Regions from separate parts of the Homo sapiens genome. Here region 1 is linked to region 2. Evidence: chromatin loops called from intact Hi-C (ENCODE). Cell type or tissue: natural killer cell. All regions are shown on one strand. Each heading gives the region's core, and the rest is flanking DNA. Links, peaks and the distances in the headings are about the cores only. Region 1 has its middle 380 kb from the start of CRIM1-DT. Region 2 has its middle 110 kb from the start of CRIM1-DT.

Region 1 (8,925 bases), core at 267-8,266, 270 kb before region 2:
TAATATAGCTCACACAGAATAAAGTTCTCTGATATCCTCAATCATTTTTAAGAGGCTAAAGGAGCCTGGAACCAAAAATTTTGAAAATTGATCATTTAAAAAATTCTGGTCTAGACTAGTAGGGGATGAAAGATTAATAGCCTCAGCCAACTTCCACACATGTATATCTGACTGTGTGAGACCAAGGAGCCCCCTGCTATCTTGACAACTGTCTGAAAATGCACAAGTGAGCCATGAACATGCCAAGCACATTTCCACCTCAGGTCCTCTCAACTCGTACTCTGCCGGGAATGTGCTTTCTTCCAAAACAGAGCTGGCTTGCTACCTCACTTGATTCTGGTGTCTGCTCAGATGTCACTTTATCAAGGATACCTTCTCTGATTACCTTATAAGAAACAGCAAATAGAACCTATCATTTTCTATCATGTTATCCTGATTTAATTTTTCTCTTTTAAATTTTAATTTTTCTTATGAGAAATTCAAAAGTACAAACAATAGTATAACAAACTCCTGATATACTCATTACCTAGATTTTTAATTAATAACATTTTAACATGTTAACTGAATCTATTTTTTTATTGATGAATTATTAAAGAAATCTAGACATCATGACATTTTACTCCTCTTATACGCTTCAGTATATGTCCCCAAAACATAAGGATATTTTCTTATATAACTGCAGGATTTTTACCATACTTAAAAAAATTAACAATTTTTAATACAATCATATTTCCCAAGCTGACATAAAATGTTGTTATTGTTGTTTTTTATTGCAAATTCTTAAAGGTAATATTTATAAACTGTTTAAGATTTTAACACTTCCAAGAAAAAAAATGGCGGTTCTGATAGCTCTGCATCCTCCACAATATTAGCTAATACCAGTCTTTTTTACTGAATCTTTACTAATGGATGTGTAGTAGTATCTCATTTTAGTGTTTTTATTTGAATGATGAACAACGATATTGAATGCTTTTCATGTGTTTGTCATTCATGTCTTTGTGATGCAAAATGCTTATTGGTCTTTTGTCAATTTTTTCTTGCTGTTTTTGTCATGTCAGATAAACATTTTATGAATGTTTTATCACAGTGCCTGTTCTATTTTCTTAAAGCTATCTCTATTATGAACCAAAGTTTTAAATTTTAATAGTATCTAGTTTATTATTTATTTTTATGATGTTTGCTTTCTGTGTCCTAAGAAATCTTTGCCCACTCCATTCACAAACACATTCTCCTGTGTTTTCTTCTAGAGGCTTTGTAGTTTTGCTTTTATGTTCATTTTCAATCTCAAATTACTTTTGGTGTATGGTGTGAGGTAAAGGTTGAAGCTCATCTTTTTGCATATGTGTATCCAACTGTTCCATGTGCTGAAAAGACTTTCTCTTCTCTGCTGAGTTGTACTAAGAAAAGCATAGCTTCGTTATTGTGGTATTCGTGCCAAAAATAATTACCTGAATCTGAGTTTGGTCATTAGGAAACATTAAATGGACCAAAGATGAATGTCATCTTACAGAATGTAAGGCTTGTGCTTTTTAAAACTATCAATGATATGAAATCCAGGAAAATATTGAGACCTGCTCCAAGACAGAAGAGACTGAAAATAAATCATGACCAAATACAGTGTTTGTTCTTGGATAAGATTCTGGAACATAAAGAAAAAAGAACCGTTTTAGATCACTTGATAGAATTTGAATGGTGTCTGTGGATTTGAGGGTAGTGTTGTATCAATGTTCATTTCCTGACTTGGAAATAGGTATGTGGTCATGTACTTTGTTTTGGAGTGTTTAGGGACAATGGGGCATTAAGAGTACAACTTGCTCTCAAACATACTCTAAAAAAATAACAAATGATAATGGAGAAAGTGAGAAAGTGATGAAGCAGCTGCAATGAAATAGTAATAGCTAAGAAACCTGGATGGAGGGGCAGGGAGGATATAGTTCTTTGTTCTAAACTTGCAACTTTTCTGTTTGTTCAAAATCATTTCAAAATAAATTATTATAGAAAAGAATTAATCAGAGTGGCATTCAAGACACATTGCTTTAGGCCAGTTCAAAAGTGATTGCAACACATTTGGAAATAATTTGGGTAAAATATAATCAAGAATCATAAAAAATGTCTGTATTCTTTGACTCAGCAATCTAATTCTTGAGAGTTTACTTAATATTAATCATAATAAATAAAGTATGCAGAAAATAAGCATTGCAGAATTATGTGTGATAGAAAAAAAATTATTAAAGAGCCCCAATATTTAACAATGAGGGACAGTTTAAATCATGTTACACTGACTTGATGAAATATAGAAGTTAAAAATAAAGTACAGAGACCTTTTAAGAGAAACAAAATATATGGTTAACTTGGAAGCAGAATACAAAAATTTATCTCTTAAAGTTTATAATTTAAACAGTGTAATTTTCAAGTACAAAGGAATTGGAGATACATTTGTGTTTCTTCTTATGCTGGTATAATGTTTTTTCCATAATAAATATTTTATGGGAGTTCCAGCACCAAGTGACTACAAACTCTGTGAGTTTGAATTTCAGTGGAAATCAAGTAAAAATCTAATAACAGTTATCAGGAGCTCTTTTAATGACTTCCGTCCATTAACATAGAAAAAATGCCAAGATGAGCATGAGTAAAAATTAAAATGTGTGCAGAATAAGCACATACAAATAACCTTATCTTTGCTTAAACACTTCGTAGCTACTCTATGAAACACAGGTAATAATAATAATGTAAATGGTTGTGGCTGTGAAAAGAGACATTTTGAAAAAAACGCAATGTGATTTAGTCATTAAAAGATGATGGAATATAAGTTGAATTCAGGGTTTTGAACTTAGAAAATTAGCAAAAATGATAATTTTATTAACAGAAAATAATTGAGAGGGGAAATTTGTCTTATGGGTAGAATGATGAAGTCACCCTTGGGTATGTTTCATCTAAGGTGACAACTAACTTAAAAGTGTGTATTTGGGAGTATCATGGTAATATAGTTCAAAGAGGATGGAATGAGAGGCGTAACTTAAAAGTTGTATTAATATAGCTAAGGGTAGATAAAGATGATTTAATTTTAAGGCAATATCTTGAAAGCAGAGACTGAACAGCGGAATAAATAAAGCTTTCTGAATTTTTACTTTAAACAGAAATATCTCTCTTGTTGATGGCTTAGAGCTCATTCTTGATACTTATCTAGTCTGACAACCTATGCCTTTCAGTTGGAGTTTTTAGTCCATTTTCATTTAATATTATTGATATGATTGTATTTTGGTCTATTATTTTTGTTATTGACTGCATGTTTATGTCCCCTCAAAATTGTATGTTGAAATCCTAACAACAAGTGTGATGATATTGGGAGGCAGAGCCTTTAGCATGTAATTTAAGTCATGAGGGTGGAGCCCTCGTGAATGGGATTAATGCCTTTGTTAAAGAGATGCCTGAGAGCTCTCTTGCTCTGCTCTTGACCATGTGAATATACAACAAGAAGTTAGCTGTCTGCAGCTTGGAACAGGGTTTTCTCCAATGTCTTCCTAAACTGCATGACCTCTAATATGAGTTGACCTCTTCTAGCTCTCAGCCTTGAAGCAGGAAATCTCTTCTAGGTCTTGTGAATACTGCCCTGCATATGTGCAGCTCAATCCTTGGCCAATTATATATGAGGAACTCCCACAAACTTCTGGATTTTCCTCACCGTTCAGCTCCTCTCCTTAGGTATGCTGTTCCATACCTGCAGTTTCAGCAGACTGGAACTTTAATCCTCTACTTCCTCAGCCCGGCAGTATGACTATTCTGCTCAGGCTCTTTAGGTTGATTTAATCGCAATCTTAATTTTTGGTGTTAATTATTACTGTTTTACTTGTCTTTCTAGTTGTGTGTGTTATACGTGAACACATATATGTGTTCTTTTACTTTTAATTTCCAGCTGACATGTTTACTGTGTATAGTCTATGCTTTTATACTAAACACTATTTTTGATATTCATATGTGCTGATGCATGTAGCTGTGGCTTCATTTTCTATGATCTATCAACATATGAATATACTAAAATATAGTATGGCCATCTTACTGCTGATGAACATTTGCGCTGCTTCCACTTTTTTGCTATTACAAAAATTTTGCACAGGGTGGTGTTATACACATCGTCAGGTATACACGTGCCCCTGTTTCTGTAAGCTCTGTGTATCTACAAGTGAAATTTTCGAAGTCTTTGGTATGGAAATTTTAAAACTTAAAAGATAATTTCAAATAGGTTTTCAAAGAGCTCTTTTCAATACACTCTGAAACACAGCCCATGAGAGTTTCCATTGCTCAACATACTTATCAATATTTAGTTCTATCCAACTTATAAATTTTAGCCACTATGGTGGATGAAAATCTTATTTTATTGTACTTAATCTGCCTTTCCCTGACTACTAAGGAGGCTAAGCATATTTTCATATGTTTGTGGGTCATGCATATTTCCCCTAGCAAAAAGTATCTATATATACTTATTGCCCATTTTTCTACAATGTTGCCTTTTTAAATTTATAGGCATTCTTTATATAGTATGGGTATTAATAATATCTTGGTTATGATGTTTATCAAATAGCTTGGCTTATCTCTTTCTCTCAATGGTCACTTTTGAAGACCAGAAGTTTTTCATTTGAATATAAGCAAATTTCTCAGTCTTTTCCTTATCATAAGAGCTCTTTGTGTCTTGTATAAAAATTCCTCTATACTGCAAGGATGTGCCTTTATTCTCCCTTGTTCTTTTCTGAAGTTTTACAATTTTACTTCTGTTATTTGTTATTGTTCCAATTGAATTTGATGTTTGTGTATGTTATGAAGTAGAGATTCATATTCACCTTTCCATTCAACAGTATTCCCAGTATCATTTATTGAGGAGTCCCTTTTTTACTCTCTGTTCAGCCACACCAGTTCCTTTAATTATCATACTTTCATATTTGAGCATGAATCCATTTTTAAGCCCACTATTCCAGTCCATTGTTACATGTGAACTGGCGGATCTCCTTTTTAGGTTGCTGCTATAAATATAGTCCCACTCCCTACATTTTCTGGTCTCTGTGGCTTTTTAGACTTTCTGGCTTTAACTCTCAGTTTCATATTCACAAAAAGAGGATCCAATGGACCCAAATTAATCAGATGTCTACTCCAAGTCCCATTAGATATAACATGGGATCAGAGTCTCCACATAGCACATATATGGCCACTAGGGGCCCACCTCTACCTCCAGACAAGATGAAGCCTTTTGTTCCCAGGAATGGTAGAAGCATCATACTGTAACCATTCACAATCTCAGAAAAGTTTGACCAAATTCTTTTCAGAAGCTTCTCAGCAAAGAGCCCCCAAAATAATTCTGAAAATAAAATATACTTATTAACAAGACAAGGATTTATTCGAATGATAATTGATAATACTCCAGAGGGTGCTATGGAAGGAGCATGTGTATGTTGATGGCAGGAACTTAAGTTCATACAACTTTTCCAGAGAGCAAATAGGCAGTATCTATCAAACACTTTAAAAAGGTGTAGACCTTGTGATTGAATAATTCTAAGACATTATCTTATGAGAATAATCATAAGTTTATGAAAAGATGTCTTAGGGCAGTTTTCCCAGAAGCAGACCCCAGGCAGGGATTTATTGCCAGTGATTTATCAAGGAAATGCTCCCATGGGAAAGTGGTAAACAAGTGAAGGAAGTAGAAGGAGAAAAAGAGAGGAAGCCAAGTAAGGGTGCGATTTCAGGGAACGTTCCAGGCAAGCGTCAGCTGATTCTTCAGGGAAACTCAGGAGTTGAAGTCATGCCTTGGTGTTGTCCCATCAGAGACAAAGTTCCTGTGCAGTCATAGCTGGACACCTGCCAGTCATTGTTTAAGCACTGAATTTCCAAGGCACTTAATGACGTTGTTACAACAGGTGTTTTATTCACAGAGTTAATTATAATAGCAAAAAGAAACCAAAACAAAACTGAAATGATGTAATTAACCATAAAAAATAATAAAAATATCATCATTAAACATCTAAAACTTAATATTTAATAATATTTAATATTTAATAAAATGGCAAAATGATCATGACCATGCGTTTTAAATAGCAAAATATAAAATTATGCACACAGTAAGAGCTAAATTATATTGTAGGGAGGGAGGGATCCCACATTAACATGTATGAATATAAATAGGTAAGTTGCATCAGGCTTGATGCCGAATCCCTTGTGGACACATTTAGATGCCTCAGAATTGGCCAAATGAAGTTTTCTGTAACCTCACAATATGTGGCTAAAATTTAGATGAAGCATGAAAAATTTCAGCAAACAAGACTTTAAAATATATACATATAAGAAATAGAAATTTTAAATGGAAATGACTTTTTCAACCTTAACTATAGGATTGGCACTTTCACATTACTGTGTAATCCATTTAACATCCCTGGGCAACAAAGAACTTTATCATCCATGGTTTACACCTGTTTCAAGCAGCATTTTTCTGATCTCTTTTAAAAAATGAATTCTAGATTATACCAGATTATTTAATTTTATATATATATATATATATATACACACACACACACACACACACACACACACACATGACCCCATCACATTCTTTACATTAGGGTTTATTTTACTATAGTAACAGTCCTCACAGTAAAGCAGAATCTGAAAATGCATGTAGAACTGTAAATTAAATGTTAAATATCTCATTTTATTTTATTGCCTCTAACAAAAATGAATCATTTATTTTAAAGTTATTTAAAGGTTATTCTAGAGATATATAGCAAGAGCATTATCCTAACTATGGGTAAGAAATTTGCTTTGAAAGATAATTTATTTATTTTAAAAATTATTTATTTTTTATTGCTTATCAGCTTAAGGAGATTTTGGGCTGAGACGATGGGGTTTTCTAAATTATACAATCTTGTCATCTGGAAACAGACAATTTGACTTCCTGTCTTCCTATTTGAATACTCTTTTTTTTCCACACATTATTCCTCACTTTTGAAATCAACTGTATTCTTCTTTCATGTTTTCAGACACTATTTATTTTCCAAGACCCAACTCCAATCCCACCTCTGGTGATATTTCTTCAAATATGTTAGTTTGGATTTCTTCTCATCTCTTCACTTACAGGCACTGCTACACAGTTTACTTCCTGAATGGTCTTGGTTTAATATATACCTTACATCTTGTTTTGCTCCCAGCTAGACGGTAAAATTAGAGAGGGTAAATACTCTAGATTCTATTCTTGTCTATACAGCAACCATTACAGTTAAGGGATTATAGTAGGTTTGAATATATATATATATGTGTGTGTGTGTGTGTGTGTGTGTGTGTGTGTGTGTGTGTGTGTATACACATACATACATACATATGTATGCATTGGCTAGTAATACTTTGTCTCTATTCTATAGAAAACAATTTACTGTCTAGTTGGATAAACAGCCAATGAAATTAATGATTGCAATATGCTAGATAGATAATTTTAGCATGAAGAACAGCCATTATCACAGAGAAAATGTAGAACCACCAAAGGATTTTGCCCATAGAGCGACATGATTAAGTTGCATTTTTTTAAAGTCACTGTCAGCATGATGGCTGGAGATGGGGAAGCTACAGTGATAAGCCAGGCACTTGTCTAATGGCAGTGGCACTGTAGAGAGACAAAGAGATTAGATAAATACTTAGGAGGTATAATTAATAGGCACAGCTGTGGAACATATAGGGAGGTTTAAATGGCAGTTTTCAGGCTTGAACAGTGGAGTGAACAGACATATTATTTAAGAGAAAAGAAGAACAGATATGGGAAGATGATGGCTTCATGTTTGATCATGTTGAGACTGCGGTATTGAATAGCCAAGTAGAGATGTTCAGGAAAATATGCTAAGATGAATGTCACAAGAAAAATGTTTGATGGAGTTGAAGATTTAGAAATCACTTGCATATAGATATTAATTATAATTTAAAACCATGGAAGTAGATGGGCTCTACCCAAAAAAAGAGGACATGATAAAAAGAGAAAAGGACCTAAAACCCCAAGAAGTACCAACATTTAAAAGTTAAATAGAATAGGAGCTCTCAAAGTAGACTGAAATGAGAGACCAGAGAAACAGAAGGAAAATCAGGGGAGTGAGATCTTTGGAAGACAAGAGAAGAGAGCGCTTAAAGGAGCAGTTAGTAGCTTATAATGTTAAATGTTCCCAAATGACCAAACAAGAAAAGGACTGAAATGTGGGCATTTAATTTATAGATAAAGGTCATTCTTGACCCAAATGATTGTGGTGATGTAGCAAAGGCAGGGCCAAATGAGAGTAGGAGAAGTGAATGGAAGGTAAGAGAGTAAATACATCAAGTAGAGAGAACTCCTTCAATTGTCTATTCTTTTGTCTATTCTATTTACACTGTGGAGTATATTACAGAGTTAGTTGGTTTTCTAAGTCAGTATAAGGCCCAATCAAGGTTAAAGTTTATGCAGATTAACTGTTATTTTTAACAACAATCTATTAATCTATTAAGAAGTCCTTAAAATAGATTACAAGGACTTCTTTGATTTGTCTCTTATGTGGCTGAATTCCTTGATCTTTGAGGCCACTCCCCAGCATCTCATCATGTTTACGTCCTGTTACCCGAAAGTACCAGAGTGTTTCAGGCTTCCCATTTTTATACACAATGCTTTTCTCTGCATGCATTGCATTTCACGTCATACTTTCTCCACCTGACAAACTCCTCCACATCCTTTTATGATTCATTCAGCTCCCCTTCTCTTCAAAGCCTCCCATGATATTTTTCTCCTTCGATGTAAGAGAGATGCCTCTAATACCAACACCGTGCTTTGTATCTGTCTCTTTTATGGCAACTGTATAGTCCAAATCCACACACTTTGAGTATTTCCTTAAAGGACTTTGCCACATTTTCTTTGAATAGAGACAAATTCCTCAG
Region 2 (8,925 bases), core at 436-8,435:
GCAGAAACATGAATTCTTGAGGCCAAATGTATTAATATTATTCAACTTTAGAAATAATAATTTATCTTTATATTTTCATGTATGAATTTACTGTTTACCATTTATGAATCAGGTTATTATTTCTCTATGGGGGAGGCATACATGGAATGGCTGAGATATAATGAAATCTGACACTCAAAATAAATGTTAAAAATAAGAACTATTAGGAAATAACCTCAGTAAAATAAATGGTATGATAAAAGATCTTAGATCTTCTAAGTAGAATTTTTTAGGTTGTTGTTTTATGTTAAATAGTTGCAACTTTAGAAAAATCTATAAAATGTGAGGAGGAAAAGGTTTTAAATAGAATAATGTTAAAACTATTATATTTTAGTGAATTATATTTTGAGTCAAAATTTGGTATTTATAATGAGCTTCAAGAGTACACAATTTTTTTAAATGTATGCTGAGACAATATTTAAGCTAAAGAGGCAAATTTTGCCAAATGCATGTACAGAGATGAACAAGCAAATAAAGAGATCCCAACAAAAGGGCTCCATTTTATAGCATTACTAAACCTTCATTGATATTCCCCATTCCTGAAGTCGCAAAGTCCTTGATTTCTTCAGTACATTGTTTCATCATAAGACTATTACAAATATAGGGGTTTTAAAACTCTAGTTAGAAAATTATGAATTCTGGTTGTTAGCTATCTGTAGGCATCAAAATATACTTCCCAGAGGGCCAGCATTTTACAAACAGGCGTAGAGCCACAATAAATTAAAACTTAGAGTAAAAATCACCAGTCTTTTGAATTGTGGAAATTATAAAATAAAACTTTCCCACTCTGGAGATGGCATTGCCAACATGTGTTTTTAGTCATAAACATGTCACACTTTACTGTTTCACACCAATCTCCATAACCACACTCTTTCCTCATACAAGAGCAGAATCTGTCTGCCTGGCAGTTAGGTGCTGGTAAACAGTGTCAGAAAAGCAAGTCTTCCATTATTTAGTCATGAGAAAAGCATAAGGAGAGGTAGAACCAAGAACCAAATGTCAATGATATTGCCAATTCCTACTAAACCCTCTGAAATGGGCAACTAATCTGTATGTCCATTGTTCACTCCATGACAACTCCTTCAAGAAAATCCTACCAGGTGATCAGGCTTATCCCAGACAACCTCAGAGAAACTCAAGAAGCACCAAATGAACAAATCACCTGACCTCAAGAGAAACCACAATTTCCATGACCATCCTTGGCTCAAAGAGGAGAATTTGGTCCAATAAGTAGGGACATGGTATATTTACTAATGAGCTATTGTGTTTATTTTCAAATTCTTGGTCCATTTCTTCTACAGCACCTTGCTTATCCGCACCCTTTAGTCACTAAGGGCTAGCATCAGCAGCGGTAAGGCTGCAGCAAAAATTCTCAAATCTCAGTTGCACAGTGTGTTTCTTGAGCATATCATGGGTGACTGCCAGTTCCATTTATCCCCAACCCTGACTTTGGTTAGGAGGGTCTCCATTCTTAAAATAGTTCCCAAATGGCTCTGTACTACCATGCAATAGACATCAGCTCTGTCTCAGGAATTTTTCTTGTTTTCAATTTAACTTCTATGAGACATTATTTTAAAGCAATTCACATATTTTGGAACAGGTTTCACATTACCACTTTGTGAAAAAGTTAATGAGCTTTCATTGCTAAAAGTAATTTGGAGTCATTAGGTATCAAAAAAGGGCATGGTCCATTTATTCCAACCTGAATTTTTTTGTATCTTATTGACCCTCCTTCTAGTAAGCATTTGCTTTACTATCCACAGAGCAGGCATAATGAGCAAGTCCCCTTGCACTGACTTCACGCAATCTAATGTTAGGTAGGCGTGAGAAGCAGAAAGTACCTTTCAATTCCATTCAGCAAGAATCCACAGTATACTTACAATTTCCCTGAACTATGCTAAGCATTTTGAGACCTATAAAGCTGTAAAAAAGATTCTCTGACCTCGAGTTGCTTATAATCTTGTTGCAGTAACTCATAAATCCACTGGCAAATAACACAGGATGTCATAAATTATTAACGTAACCAAGAAATCCCTCCCATATGTGTGCACGTGCACACACACACACACACACACACACTTTACACTGTAGAATGCTGAAAGGATTCCAAGACTGTAAATTCCATCTTCCTTCTCTTCTTCCAAAAATGGCCCTATGCTTTCACAGTATGCTGGATTGTCAAGCCCTGAAGGAATAATGCTTAACATTCCAAAGAATTATCCCCACTTTTCCCTCACGTCGTTGGGCAGTTGGCATTTATCTTTATATATGGTGGTAAGGAGATGGAAACCAGAAATGGGATCCATATCACGGAATTCAAGAGAAAGGACTTTGAAAAATACAAAGAGCTATATGAGTATAAAAAACTGTTAGATGATTGTCTAAAGGCAAGAACAAAAAGACTACATTAACAGGATCATTTTCTTCTCAGAAAAAAATTGCAGGAGCGTCTACCCAAGCCTGTAATAGAAAATTGGCCTGTGGAGTTACAAGATTGGTTACAAGATTTGATATAAAATAATCTCACCTCACCTATCAATCATTCCATGTGAACTATATCCAGTATAAGCTATGCTTATACTAACTGGTTAAACAAAAGGATCAAACGTAATTGTCATTTGCTCTGTAACAGTGTTTTTCAATTAGATTATAATGGATGATCCTAGTATATATGAATAAAAAATTATCAACAAATTATTACATACATAACCGCACCATAGAACATTATATTTAAAGGCAAATTATTTGTTAAAAGAAAAATGGTATCCATGTAGACCACTCTCCGTGAGTGCTCAATGCAATAACTGCATCCATTACTACCCCAAGTTGAAGGGAATGAATGAAAAGACCACTATGCTGTAAATCGCTTAGAAGCAGAATTTAGTTAATTGAGAAATTATGTTCAGGCTAACCTATCCAGATAGCGTCATATCTATGTGGAGTAAGTTAATAGAAATTCCATGCTAGCTCCATGAATTGGTTCAATAACAGGAAAAAATACAGATGAGGAGGAAGAGAGAACTGGCAATGTGAAGTGACACGTTTCAAAAACAATTCCTTTGTACTTATTCAGAGCTCCAAATCCATCCATACACATCACGGGAAATGTGACGATGCCCATGCACTTATCATTAGATTCACTCTCCAAAATGTCAACTACCAGAAATTAAACTCTTCCTGTAGGCCAGCTTGGTTTTTAAACACTATGTCTAATCTCGCAGCAACACCAGGACATAGGCTTCATTGTTGTACAGCTTTACAGATAAGGAAGTTGGGACTCGAAAGAGTTAAATGAGTTGCCCAAAGTCACAAAGCTATTAAATGACCAAGACAGGACTGGGATGAAGCTCTTGAGTATGAAGTTTGTGTAATATGTCCACTATGGCTAGCTGTATTAGTCCATCTTCACATTGCTAATACATACATACCTGACACTGGGTAATTTATGAAGAAGAGGAGGTTTCATGGACTCATAGTTCCATGTGGCTGGGGAGGCCTCACAATCATAGTGGAAAGCAAAAGGCACATCTTACATGGCAGCAGACAAGACAGAATGAGAGCAAAGAGAAAAGGGAAACCCCTTATAAAACCATCAGATCTCGTGAGACTTATTCACTACCATGAGAACAGTATGGGGGAAACTGCCCCCATGATTCAATCATCTCCCACCAAGTCCCTCCCATAACACAAGGGAATTATGGGAGCTACAAGTCAAGACGAGATTTGGGTGGGGACACAGAGCCAAACCATATCACTAGCTGTTTGCCAAGTAACAGAGAGGAAAAAGATTCAGAAATAACATTTGTCTCTGTCTGGGTATTTGCCTTAAACTGCAAGCTCCTGGAGGGCAGGGCAGCATGTGTTCCTACCTGGTTCTCCTTATATGGCACTAAGCAGTATGAGCAGGTGCTGTGGAATATCATTTGGTACTGAGAACAATAAAGAAGCAAGAACACAGATGATGGTAGGAGCCTAGCTTGCTGTCCTGCCTCTGAATTTATAAAAGGTCTCAGGAATGACATGCAGGATAGGGAAATATACAGCCTCTGAGCCTTGGTAGCTACATACAACTCACGATGCACACTGTCAATCTTGCTATGTTAACCGGCAAATGTCCAAAGGAGGCATTAAATCATTGCCAGAGACCACTCAGCTCACATTACGTTGTACTGAAGGGGGAGGAGGGGCAGATTTCAGAGTCCCACCTTCTTCCAAGCCCCCGCACTCTCCTCTATGTCTGCCCCGCAGCTCAGGCCTGGAATTTTATGTGCAGCAAAAAATCAAAGGTAAAATAAATGCTGAACAGCGATTGCTGTCATTGCCTTCCCCGCAGTCATTTCGCTATTAGCTGTTGGAGGAGCAGACCGTGTAGGCTGACGAGATCTGAGTAAGGACGAGGGATGAGATGTCAAGGCAGGGAACACGGCTGCCTTTGCGAGGTGGCTTTGACTCGCGCTGCAGACATCACACGTCAGCTCGGTGGAGACAGCAAGCAAACCCAACTGCAGCCGCAGAGAGGAAGCAAAAGAGGAGTGTGTGAAAAGATCAGCATATTCAGCCTGCCAATTATTTTCCTCCCTCCCCAACCCCACCCCCAAACACAAGTTCCTTAATATTAATAGTGCTGGAAATCGCAGCAATGAGCACATTGTTGGGGTGAAACTGAACATTACTCTCTAAATGAGATCCTGGGTGTGAAAGCAGAAGGTCCTCTCTGTCTCCCAGATCAGAACATTATCTGAGGCCAACAGCTCTGCAGCAGCTCTTAACCTCAAGAAAAGGGCTCGGCATTTCTGGTTCCCCAATAAAGCCACAGCACACCCTGGGACTGTTCAAATTATGGATACACACACACACACACACACACACACACACACACACACTCAAAGGAGATTATTACTAAGCTTGGGCTACAGCTTAAGAGGCATAAGTGGCATTCTCTTATTCCTCTGACTTGAATCCCTACACCTGTTACCCAAACTTCACTCACTGTTCTCCTCCACAAAAACACATTGTATCTTTGACATTACTATCAGTTTTGATATCAGAAGAATATGTGCCCAGGCAGCAGCATGACATATGTTGAAAGAGCTAGAACACTTGGAACTCTAACCTACTTTTATGAGACTTTTTTTTCTGGGTACGAGTCCCTTAGCCCATCCTTAAAGAAATATGACCAGCACCCATTCCCATCATTTAACTTTCCCAGATTAGAATTGAAACCTCTTCCCAACTGTACTGCAGGAGGTAGAAACTAATAGTTCTTTCTGAAGATTAAACCCTCTTAACCTTCAGGTGAAGAAATAAATATTATGCTGTTAAAGGATGAACCCCAGTCTAATGTCTATTAAATTCTTCCTGGCAGATTTTCCAGAGGTACAATAAGCAAAAGGAAAGAATAATATTTTCAATTTGTTAGATAAATGTAGGCAGGATTGGAGGAAAATAAATGAAGAGTACTTGCTTAGACTCTCGTATCGCTAATAACCCTGGAACATAATCTGAAGGGTTATTTAACCCCAGAGAGTTCAGGCTAGTGATGGAGGTCTCTGTGGGAGCAAGGTTTAGTCTCTGGATAATAGGCCTGCAAGGCCTGGGAAGTTAGCAGTGCCCCAGCAAGCAAGATGCATTTCAGAGAAAATCCTAATGGAAATTGGGAAGTCATCTATCAGTAAAGAACTGAGTGATCTTATCATGGGTTAGGAAGAAACAAGCAATTTCAGAAGCATTTGGGTAACTAGGATTTTACACCAATATATGAAATACCAGGGCTGGGATTGTAAGACTGGTGCAGGGGCTCCTGATAACTATTTATTCATGCATTAAACCATTATTGTGTACCTATTATGTCCTACACTCTGTGATCATTGCTGCTAACGCAAAGACAAATAGGATGTAGTCTTCAAGCAGCTTACCACGTCTACCGGGAGAGATAGTGAAGAGTCAATACATGACAATTTCAGAAGGGAATGCTTCCAAAATGGAGTGAGGATCTCTCCAAATTTAGGAGGGCATGGGTATCTACAGTAAGCAGAAACTGATAATTCCTTCTTTACAAATTTTTCTAAAATCTGCCATACTCCAAATATAATTCTCCATCTGAAAAAAAAATCATGAGAGACTTTAAAGGAAATGTGAACTAGTAATTATATTATACAAGCTAATCCCACAAATAATCATATGAAACATAAAAAATTTCATTAACACCTAAGCCCGTCTGTATTTATTTTGTCTCATTCAATAGCACATCATGACTCTGTTTCCATGGCTCCAAAACAACATGGAAATTTGGTCAGGTCAGTCAAATAAAAAGTCAAATGAGTTTTTAAAAGACAAAAAGACACAAACTGAAATGGTTGCTATCTTCATCCTTTACAGGCACAGTCTAAAGCCTATTTGTTTCTCTTTGTTGGCTGTCTGCTTTCATACTGATTCTCAAATCCCTTTTCTCTACTATTTTATATAATACACAACTTTGCCTGAGTTAAATTGCATATAATATCTTAATACATCATCTTCCAATCATTAATTTTCATCAGAGAATGTCAGCAAGGAATTATGTCAGATTACTTGAACCAGATTTTTTCTCATAAATCCATTGTAACCTCTATATAGCCTTCTTTTCTATCAGAAAGTATCCATCTCTCTTGGAAGCTTCTTAAATTTTTTTGAAAATAAAGTTAAACTTACTCAAACTGCCCTTGTCTTTCTTCTTTAACAAATGTTTATTGAGTTTCTATTATTTGAAAAGCATTTAGTAACATGTTGAGGATTAAGGACAAATATAGTCTCTGATTTACAGGTAGAGTGAGATTTTCCATGCTGTTTTGAAGAAAAGGCAAGTTATCCCATAATGACAAGAAGTTGTTCTCAGTTGGAACTGGAACCAACACCTCCTTGAAAGACTTGTTGAGAGGCCGACCCAGTGCAGAATTTCCACTGACTGTTCAACCCTCCACCAATCCCCACATCAAAAAAAAAGTCAACCATGGGGCCAGATGAGGTGGGTACTACAGGGTTTATGAAAAGAAGATAAAGGAATAAGAGATGCTCCCCTGTGAGAAGCCAATATAATTATCTGTGAAGCCTGGAGGTTCCAGAAAGATGGAGTTACTGACAACTGGCTCCCTGGCTGGGGGCTTGCTGAGCTGCAGTACCCCTAGGTCCATGCTGGCAACACCCCAGGGAGGAGCATGCTAAGGGATCCTTAGGAGAGAGTTCTAGAACTCTGAAGGTATGTTGGTGTTATTTTTTGGTCTGTTTCCCCAACTGTGGACAGGAGGAAGTAAGTGCTTCAGAGGTTTATCTTAAAGTTTATAGGTCATTCTTGAATATAAAGCAGGCTGCCTATTTCTGGCTCCTTAGAGACTTACAAGGGATAGAGACCACTGGAGCAGCCCATGCCAGTGGAAATTAAAGGGTTTGGCATTCCTAGGCAGCCTTTCCCAGCTCTTCACAGCCCTCAGAGCATGTGGAAAAGCATTCCACTTTCATAGAATACAGTACAGAAATGAGCTGAGAATACCCTGGCAGTTTCTGAGCCAATAGATAGGATGTCTAATCCAAAGAAGTGTACTGCTGGAGAAGTGAAGGGATACATGGCTATTCCTTGAGGGAATGTTTCAGTGATAAGGAAGGCTGGGGCAATGATAAATGCCACCCAGTGAAGACCAAGCACACCATCTGGTTGGAAACCTTAATGCCAGCAGATACTATCAACATCCTCAGCTGGAACCAGATTGGCCTAAGGGAAGATGTGAAACCACCACACATGGGCAGTCAAGTAAAAACACTTCTGCCTCCCCATATGCTTGCTTCCATCTTGCCTACCACGCCACAGAAGTCAATGCCCAGGAAAGGACTTAGGGGAGAGGGGACTAAGCACCAGGCCTCAGCCCCCACCTCCTTCACATCCAGCTTCCACGGCAACAGCTGAGGAGAAGATGAGATTTGATTGAGATTAATAGTAAAGCTTTTAAAATAAACACATTTAAGTCTCCAACTAGTGATCATTATTTCATAAAATAAAATAATTTCTTGTATAGGTCAATTAGTTGCTACCTACACATGTATAAGCTTATTTTAATTTTCCTGTAATTTTTATATATTTAGGAGGTGCAAGTACAGATTTCTAACATGCATATATTGCATAGTGGTGAGGTCTGGGCCTTTTGTATACCCATCACCCGAATAGTGAACATTGTACCCAATAGGTAACTTATCAGCCCTTTCCCCACTCCCACTATCCCACATTTTAGAGTCGCTAATGTCTATTATTCCATTCTGTATGTCCATGTGTTCCCATTGTTTAGCTCCCACTTACAAGTGAGAACATGGGGTATTTGACTTCCTGTTTCTGAGTTATTTCACTTAGCATAATGGTCTGCAGTTCCATCCATATTGCTGCTAAAGACATTTCATTTTTATGGCTGAGTACTATTCCAAGGTATACATATGCCCAATTTTCTTTATCTAATCCTCCATTTGGAGACACAGGTTGATTCCATACCTTTACTATTGTGAATAGTGCTGTGATAAACATATGAGTACAGGTAACTTCTTTTTTTCTTCTTCTTCTTCTTCTTTTTGAGATGGAGTCTTGTTCTTTTGCCCAAGCTGGAGTGCAGTGGTGCAATCTTGGCTCACTGCACCCTCCGCCTCCTGGGTTTAAGCGATTCTCCTGCCTCAGCCTCCCGAGTAGCTGGGACTACAGGTGCCTGCCACCATGCCCAGCCAATTTTTGTATTTTTAGTAGAGACGGGGTTTCACCATGTTGACCAGGATGATCTCGATCTCCTGATCTCAAGTGATCCACCTGCCTTGGCCTCCCAAGTGCTGGGATTACAGGCATGAGCCACCGTGCCCAGCCGAGGTATCTTCTTGGTA

Evidence for each region. Hi-C counts contacts between places; a loop is a spot of excess contacts. Peaks named below come from ENCODE experiments on the same cell type or tissue, not always from the same donor. Only the 100,000 strongest peaks of a DNase experiment are listed, where the experiment ranks them.
Region 1: it touches region 2 in a loop (2.4-fold over the local background); 5 of 110 quality-filtered maps call a loop at or near these places.

The regions. Positions count from the first base shown.
Region 1 is chr2:35,968,125-35,977,049 of GRCh38, forward strand. No RefSeq gene overlaps it. Among named protein-coding and RNA genes, the nearest start is that of CRIM1-DT, 380 kb to the right of the region's middle. In natural killer cell, for the core only: CTCF peaks have their summits at 5,220, 5,420 and 5,619; a DNase peak (open chromatin) is centred at 5,217.
Region 2 is chr2:36,236,140-36,245,064 of GRCh38, forward strand. No RefSeq gene overlaps it. Among named protein-coding and RNA genes, the nearest start is that of CRIM1-DT, 110 kb to the right of the region's middle. In natural killer cell, for the core only: no CTCF peak of the experiment used is centred there; a DNase peak (open chromatin) is centred at 4,522; H3K27ac peaks cover 1,884 bases.